Linked DNA regions of Homo sapiens: region 2 is linked to region 1. Evidence: chromatin contacts called from ENCODE Hi-C or POLR2A ChIA-PET data. All regions are on one chromosome and are shown on one strand. The core of a region is the stretch at or near the end of the contact, and the rest is flanking DNA. Distances in the headings are between cores, read along the strand shown.

Evidence for each region. Hi-C counts contacts between places; a loop is a spot of excess contacts on that map. ChIA-PET counts read pairs that join two places held with the same protein, here RNA polymerase II (POLR2A). Pooled maps may share reads with other maps.
Region 2: a loop to region 1 is called in a map of chondrocyte, with 3 times the contacts of the local background. The contact joins the promoter of CPNE9 here to the promoter of LHFPL4 in region 1. A Hi-C loop is called at or near these places in 1 of 168 maps with a recorded cell type or tissue (chondrocyte) and 1 of 50 pooled maps. POLR2A ChIA-PET finds 5 or more read pairs at or near these places in 4 of 52 experiments (H1, HEK293, T-cell and 1 more).

What each region holds. Positions count from the first base shown.
Region 1 is chr3:9,552,430-9,555,299 of GRCh38, forward strand. LHFPL4 (LHFPL tetraspan subfamily member 4) reads right to left here and starts at 1,393. Exons shown (of 4, transcript NM_198560.3): 1 at 1,256-1,393; 2 at 1-418. The coding sequence starts at 250.
Region 2 is chr3:9,702,301-9,705,090 of GRCh38, forward strand. CPNE9 (copine family member 9) reads left to right here and starts at 1,533. Exons shown (of 21, transcript NM_153635.3): 1 at 1,533-1,764; 2 at 2,287-2,327; 3 at 2,449-2,495; 4 at 2,591-2,694. The coding sequence starts at 1,697. It overlaps MTMR14 (myotubularin related protein 14), which reads left to right. Exons shown (of 19, transcript NM_001077525.3): 19 at 1-93. RefSeq lists an enhancer at 1,172-2,082.

The DNA.
Region 1 (2,870 bases), core at 143-2,642:
AGTCGGTGAAGGAGCCCCGGCAGGTGAGCTCGCGGCCCGCCAGCCCGCTGCCCACGCAGTAGTGGAAGAGGCCGAAGTAGCCAGGCTTGGGGGTGCTCACGCTGTCGCCCACCCAGTAGGGCTGGATGAAGACCACCACGTTGATGATGGCGAAGCAGATGGTGAAGATGGCCCACAGCACGCCGATGGCCCGCGAGTTCCGCATGTAGTGCTCGTGGTAGAGCTTGGAGGCCTCCTGCGAGGGCAGCATGGTGCCCGGAGGCGGGGCCGGCGGCGGCGGCGGCTGGCGGGGGCCGCCGGCCCGGGACGGAGCGCCGGGCTGCCGGGCGGGAGCTGGGGACGCACGCGAGAAGCGGCCCTGAGTCAAGGAACCCGCGAGGGCGGGGCCTGGGGCAGAGCTGGGGGCGTCTGGGAGCTGCTAAGGGAGAGAGGAAGGGGTCATGAGAGTGTTGAGGCCGTGTCTAGGGGGACTGGCAAAGGTCTCCTACTGGGGGGCCTAGGAGGGGGCCATGAGAAAGTTGGGGGGCGCCTAGGATGGGGATATGAGACCTGGAAGTGCGGGGGGAGGTGCTTGAAAGTGGCCATGGGGGAGTTGGGGAGGGGGTTTGAGAGCTGGTATTACGGGAGTAGGAGGGGACAAGGGGAGGTGGAATGGAGGCTGGAGACTGGTGTTGGAGGACTAGCAGAGGGGCTGAATTTAGGGAGCTCAGAAGGGAATTTGGGGACTGGTATTAAGGGGTAGAAGGAGGTCTGGTATTGGGTGTCTAGCAAGGGACTATGAGGCGGTGGTGGGCGCTTCTAGGATGGGGGAAGAGGGAATTTAAGAGGCTGGGACTGGGTGGTTGGGAAGGTAATATGGGGGCTGGGACGGGGAATGGGGGCTGGTATGAGGGTCTAAGAGGGCAAAGTGGCAGAATTAGGATACAGCTAGAGCGGGATCGGGGGCTGGGACTGCTGGACACGGGGCGAGGAAGGGGGGGCTGTCCTCAGAAGCCAGGGCTGGAGGTAGGCTGGAGGGAGCCTAGGATTGGCGGGCCAGGGTTGGAGAGAGGGGGTTTCCAGGCCAAAGGAACGAAAGACCGGGGCCGGTGAGCAGCGGGGCCCGCGAGGAGCAGGCGGTGGGCAGGGGCTGTCCCCGGGGGGCTGGGGAGCGGCCGGGCCCGAGTAGGGCCGGGGTTGGGGGGGCGGCTGCCCCGCGCCCAGGCCGGACGCGCGCGAGGCTGCGGCCGCGGGGAAAGGGTGCGGGGAGACCAACCTGGGCACGGCCGGAGGCAGCGGATCCGGGACTGGCACGGCCTAGGCGCCGCGGCTCGGCGCTCCCAGCAGCGGCTGCCTCGGCCCAGGCGGCGGCCTCTGCGCGGCCTCCATCTTGCTCGGGTTCTCCCCGGGGCGCGCTCCCGCGCCGAGGCGCGCGCTCTCGTGCACCGGCGCGGCCCGGCGGAGGCGCGCTCCCGAGCGGGCGTGCGGGACGGGGCGGGGCGGAACCGGGGAAGGGTGCTCCTGGTTCTGGCAGTTGGGGGGAAGGGTGGCCACGATACCTGGGGTCCCCCAGCCGGGGCAGCAAGCACACCTCCACAGTAGGGCCCCCGATGTAGGGGACTCCCTTCTTCCAGCCTGAGCTAAGGGGCTGTGAGGCCCCACAAAGCCTATGGGAGTGGGGAAGGAGCTGGAGGGGGTATTATTTGACAGGATTTGAACGGATCTCTTACTCCCAATTACCTCCCCTGGAACCTATCACAGTGCCTGAAGTTGCACCATTACGCTTTCAGTCCTTTGGGTCTTGGAGGCGTTGAAGGTTCCCAGAGTCTCCTAGGAAACTGCCAACACCCCTGGGAGAGGGAACCCCTTAAACTGGTAGCAGCCCACGCCTGCGATGGGGATTCGTTGGCTGCCAGGGCAAGGAGCGAGGCCTGGGGAACCAGACCCGGAGTGAGTACTAGGGGACAGGAGAGAAAGGGGCTGGGACATTTTTGGTTTCCCTCCCTACACTCTCCCCTGCCCCCAGCTCAGCGCCTGGCATGAAGTAGGCACACCATAAAGATGTGTTAAGGAAAAAGCATCAAAGGCCAGGCACAGGGTTAGGTCACAGAACACCCCAGGCGCACCCCAAGGGGGAGCCGGCGTGGTTCATTTCTTTCCCTGCTGGAAAATAGCCTTTGGCTTAGGATCTGTCAAGATGATGTGGGTTTGAACCCAGACAAACTGAGTCTAAAACTGTCTCTGTGACCTTGCACTACCACTCTGTCTAAACCTCTGTTTCCTCATCTGTAAAGTGGGCAGCTTAAGTCACACTTCACAGGCATGTAAGTGGGGTGGGGTGGCAAAAAGCAATCCATGTTAGCAGGTCTCAAATACTGGACCCCATACACGGGTCAATCTCAAAATGTGTATCTGGAGCTGGGCACAGTGTCTTGTGCCTGTCATCCCAGCTACTAGGGAGGGTAAGGTGGGGGGACCATTTGAGGCCAGGAGTTCAAGGCTGCTGTGGGCTATGATCGTGCCACTGCACTCCAGCCTGCGCTACAGAGACAGACCTCGTCTCTAAAAGAAATTTCAACAAGAAATGCAATTTTATCTGCAAAAAAAAAAAAAAAAAAAAATCATGTAAGATTGCCAACTGTCTTTTTTCCAGTGGGGAAGTCGGACTGCTCTTTTTGTTTTGAGATTATGTATTTCCTACTTGCTTCTTGCAAAAAAAAAATTCACTTCTTTTAAGAAATAGTGGTGATAGTTAACGGGAGGTTTTTTAAATGTCTTTATTTGCCAAAATAAAAAGTAGATAGCCTATTTCAATCCCAAATTTTATTAAAGTTATGGATCCATAAAATCCCACAATTTGGAGACCTGGGAACCACGTGAATTAGTCTCAT
Region 2 (2,790 bases), core at 283-2,782, 150 kb after region 1:
TTCTTGTTTCTGGGGAGGAGGGATCACCTGCACTGAGAATGAGGCAGTTTGACACAGATCACAAAATAAAATCAAAGTCTTTTTGAATAGCCACTCTTGTGTCATCATTTGGTTATTGTCTTTGTGGAGCTACTAGGAAGGTTCTCATTGTCCTTCCTTGTGCTGGACAAGGGGTTTTTATGTGGAGGGCAGGTGAAACAGGAAGAGAACTGGCGACAGGTATACCTCTCCACTCATGAGCCATGGTAGTCCCTGCAGTGGGGACAACACTCAAGACTGTTGAGAGTAGTGGTTCTCGGGCCTAAGCAGGTCCTAGTCACCTAGAGAGCCTGATGAGCTGTGCACATTCCCAGGGCTGCCTGAGCTTTAGCCTTAGGGTTGCTAAGGAAGTTGCCTGGGAATTAGGAGCTGGAGGATCTTCATTTTTTTCAGATTTTTTGAGATGGAGTCTCACTGTTACCCAAGCTGGAGTGCAATGGCACAATCTTGGCTCACTGCAACCCCTGCCTCCTGGGTTCAAGCGATCCTCCTGCCTCAGTCTCCTGAGTAGCTACGTGAACGTGCCACCATCCCCAGCTAATTTTTGTATTTAGTAGAGATGGGGTTTCACCATGTTGGCCAGGCCAGTCTCAAACTCCTGAGCTCAAGTGATCTGCCTGCCTTGGCCTCCTAAAGTGCTGGGATTACAGGCATGAGCCACCGTACCTGACCAGGATCTTCATCTTTAACAAGTTCTGTAGGCAGCAGGGTCCTGGTACGGGTGACCTGCATCCCCTACCTTGAGCCCTGCCTATGGAGGAAGGACTGGCTTCTGAAGCTTTGGAGATAGCAATTGGTGTGCATGTGTGGTGGGTGAGAGCCTGGCTGACCACCACCCTCTTCTACAGTGTAACCTACAGTAGATTGCGTCATGAGAGTGTGTCCGCATCTGTAACGCCATGAAAGTCGTGAGGGTTAAAGGCATGGGCAGACAGCTTTGCACGGTGCTCAACAGCCACCATTTACTGTCATCATTGTGAATACCCAGAGGACAAATCATAAATACCAGTGAATGTTTACTGAGCACTTGCTGTGTGCTAAGTGTTTTCCTTGGGTTATCTCAGTAAAATTTTACAGCACCTAAAGTAGCTGCTGTTAAAGGCCTTTCTGACGGCCTTTCACGGTTGAGCCACAGAGATGTTGAGTAACTTGTCCAAGGTCACACAGCTACTAAGAGATGTACTTTTCCTATTCAGAGACCTAGGCAGGCTGGGAGTGGGAAAAGACAGAAACACTAAGGGAGTGGCTCAGTAAGAGGCAACAATTCCAGTGCCCACCAGGTGCCCCAAATGTTTCAGCATCATGGACAACTCTAGGGGGCTTGGGTTTCCACCCCAGAGACTTGCGCAGGGCAGACTCTACCAAGGTGTGGGTTGGAGTTGGGAGTCGGGGTGAGGTTCCCCGCTGGCTCCAGGCTGCTCCAATGGGGCGGGGGCCGCCCGCAGGGCCGGGCGGGGCTGTGCTGCCATCTGGAGCCGCTGCCGCCGGCGGCCACTGTCAGGGCGCGAGCGGCTGGAGCGCACGCAGGGCTGGAGCGAGTGCAGCCGCCGCCGCCGCCGACACCGCGGCACATGGGCCGGCCCCGCCGCTGCCGTCGCCCCTAGCCCCAGCAGCCCTGGTCTCGCAGCCTCCTGCGGCTCTGGTCGCCCGACCAGCCATGTCTCTCGGCGGAGCCTCCGAGCGCAGCGTCCCGGCCACCAAGATTGAAATTACCGTGTCCTGCCGGTGAGCGGGCCGCGCTGGGGAGGGCTTAGGCACTGGCACTGCCCCAGCCCCAGCCAGCCGCGGGGCTCAGCCTGGGCAGGGGCTAGACCCCCGGGGAGAGGCGAAATTGGCTGGAAAATCACAGCTGATGACAGGGCGAGTAGCTGGTGGGATCGAGAAGCGGGGGGTCTTGGGCAGCCCCACCCCGAAAAAAGGGCTCAGCCTGCGGGTTCAGGGGGTGGGTCGCAGATATCCGGTAGGAGCTCGGCCCCAGGAGGACAAAGTTCTGGGGCGAGCCCTCTTTCCTGGGCCCTTGGAGACAGTGTGGGTGCGTTCGCGTCCAGTCCGCAGAGCCATGGTTCCTGGACAGCGATTTCCGGTGCTGTCCAGAGTGCTGACAGAGCGGACCCCGGCTGGGGGTAGCCATGGGGGACAGAGGTTCGATGCGGGCCCCATGCCTCTCCTCAGTGCCCGGCTCAGAGCCGACTCGAGGCGGGCGGACTCCAGGATGATCCACTCTGTCTGTCTGTTGCTTTTCTCTAGGAACCTGCTAGACCTTGATACCTTCTCCAAGTCCGACCCCAGTAGGCGGCTCCAGGACCGGGAGGGGGAACTTGGGGTCTGGGCGCGACTCAGGGGCGGGTGGAGTCGGGGCCAGGGGTGGGAGCCGACCTGACGTCCTTCCCTCCCCGCCCCCACCTGCAGTGGTGGTGCTTTACACGCAGAGCCGGGCCAGCCAGGAGTGGCGGGAGGTGAGTCCCAGAGCCCCCTCCCGGCCCAGGGCGTCGCCCGGGAATTCCCCTGCCCGTCTGCACGTCCCACGCTGACCCTCCACCCCCCTACCCAGTTCGGACGGACCGAGGTGATTGATAACACGCTGAACCCAGACTTCGTGCGCAAATTCGTCCTCGACTATTTCTTTGAGGAAAAGCAAAATCTGCGCTTCGATGTGTGAGGCCCCGCCTGGAATTCTGGCTTGGCCCGCCCCCGACCTGGATCCGCCCGGAATTCTGGCTGGCCCCACCCCCGCCTCGCCTCCGGCCTGGT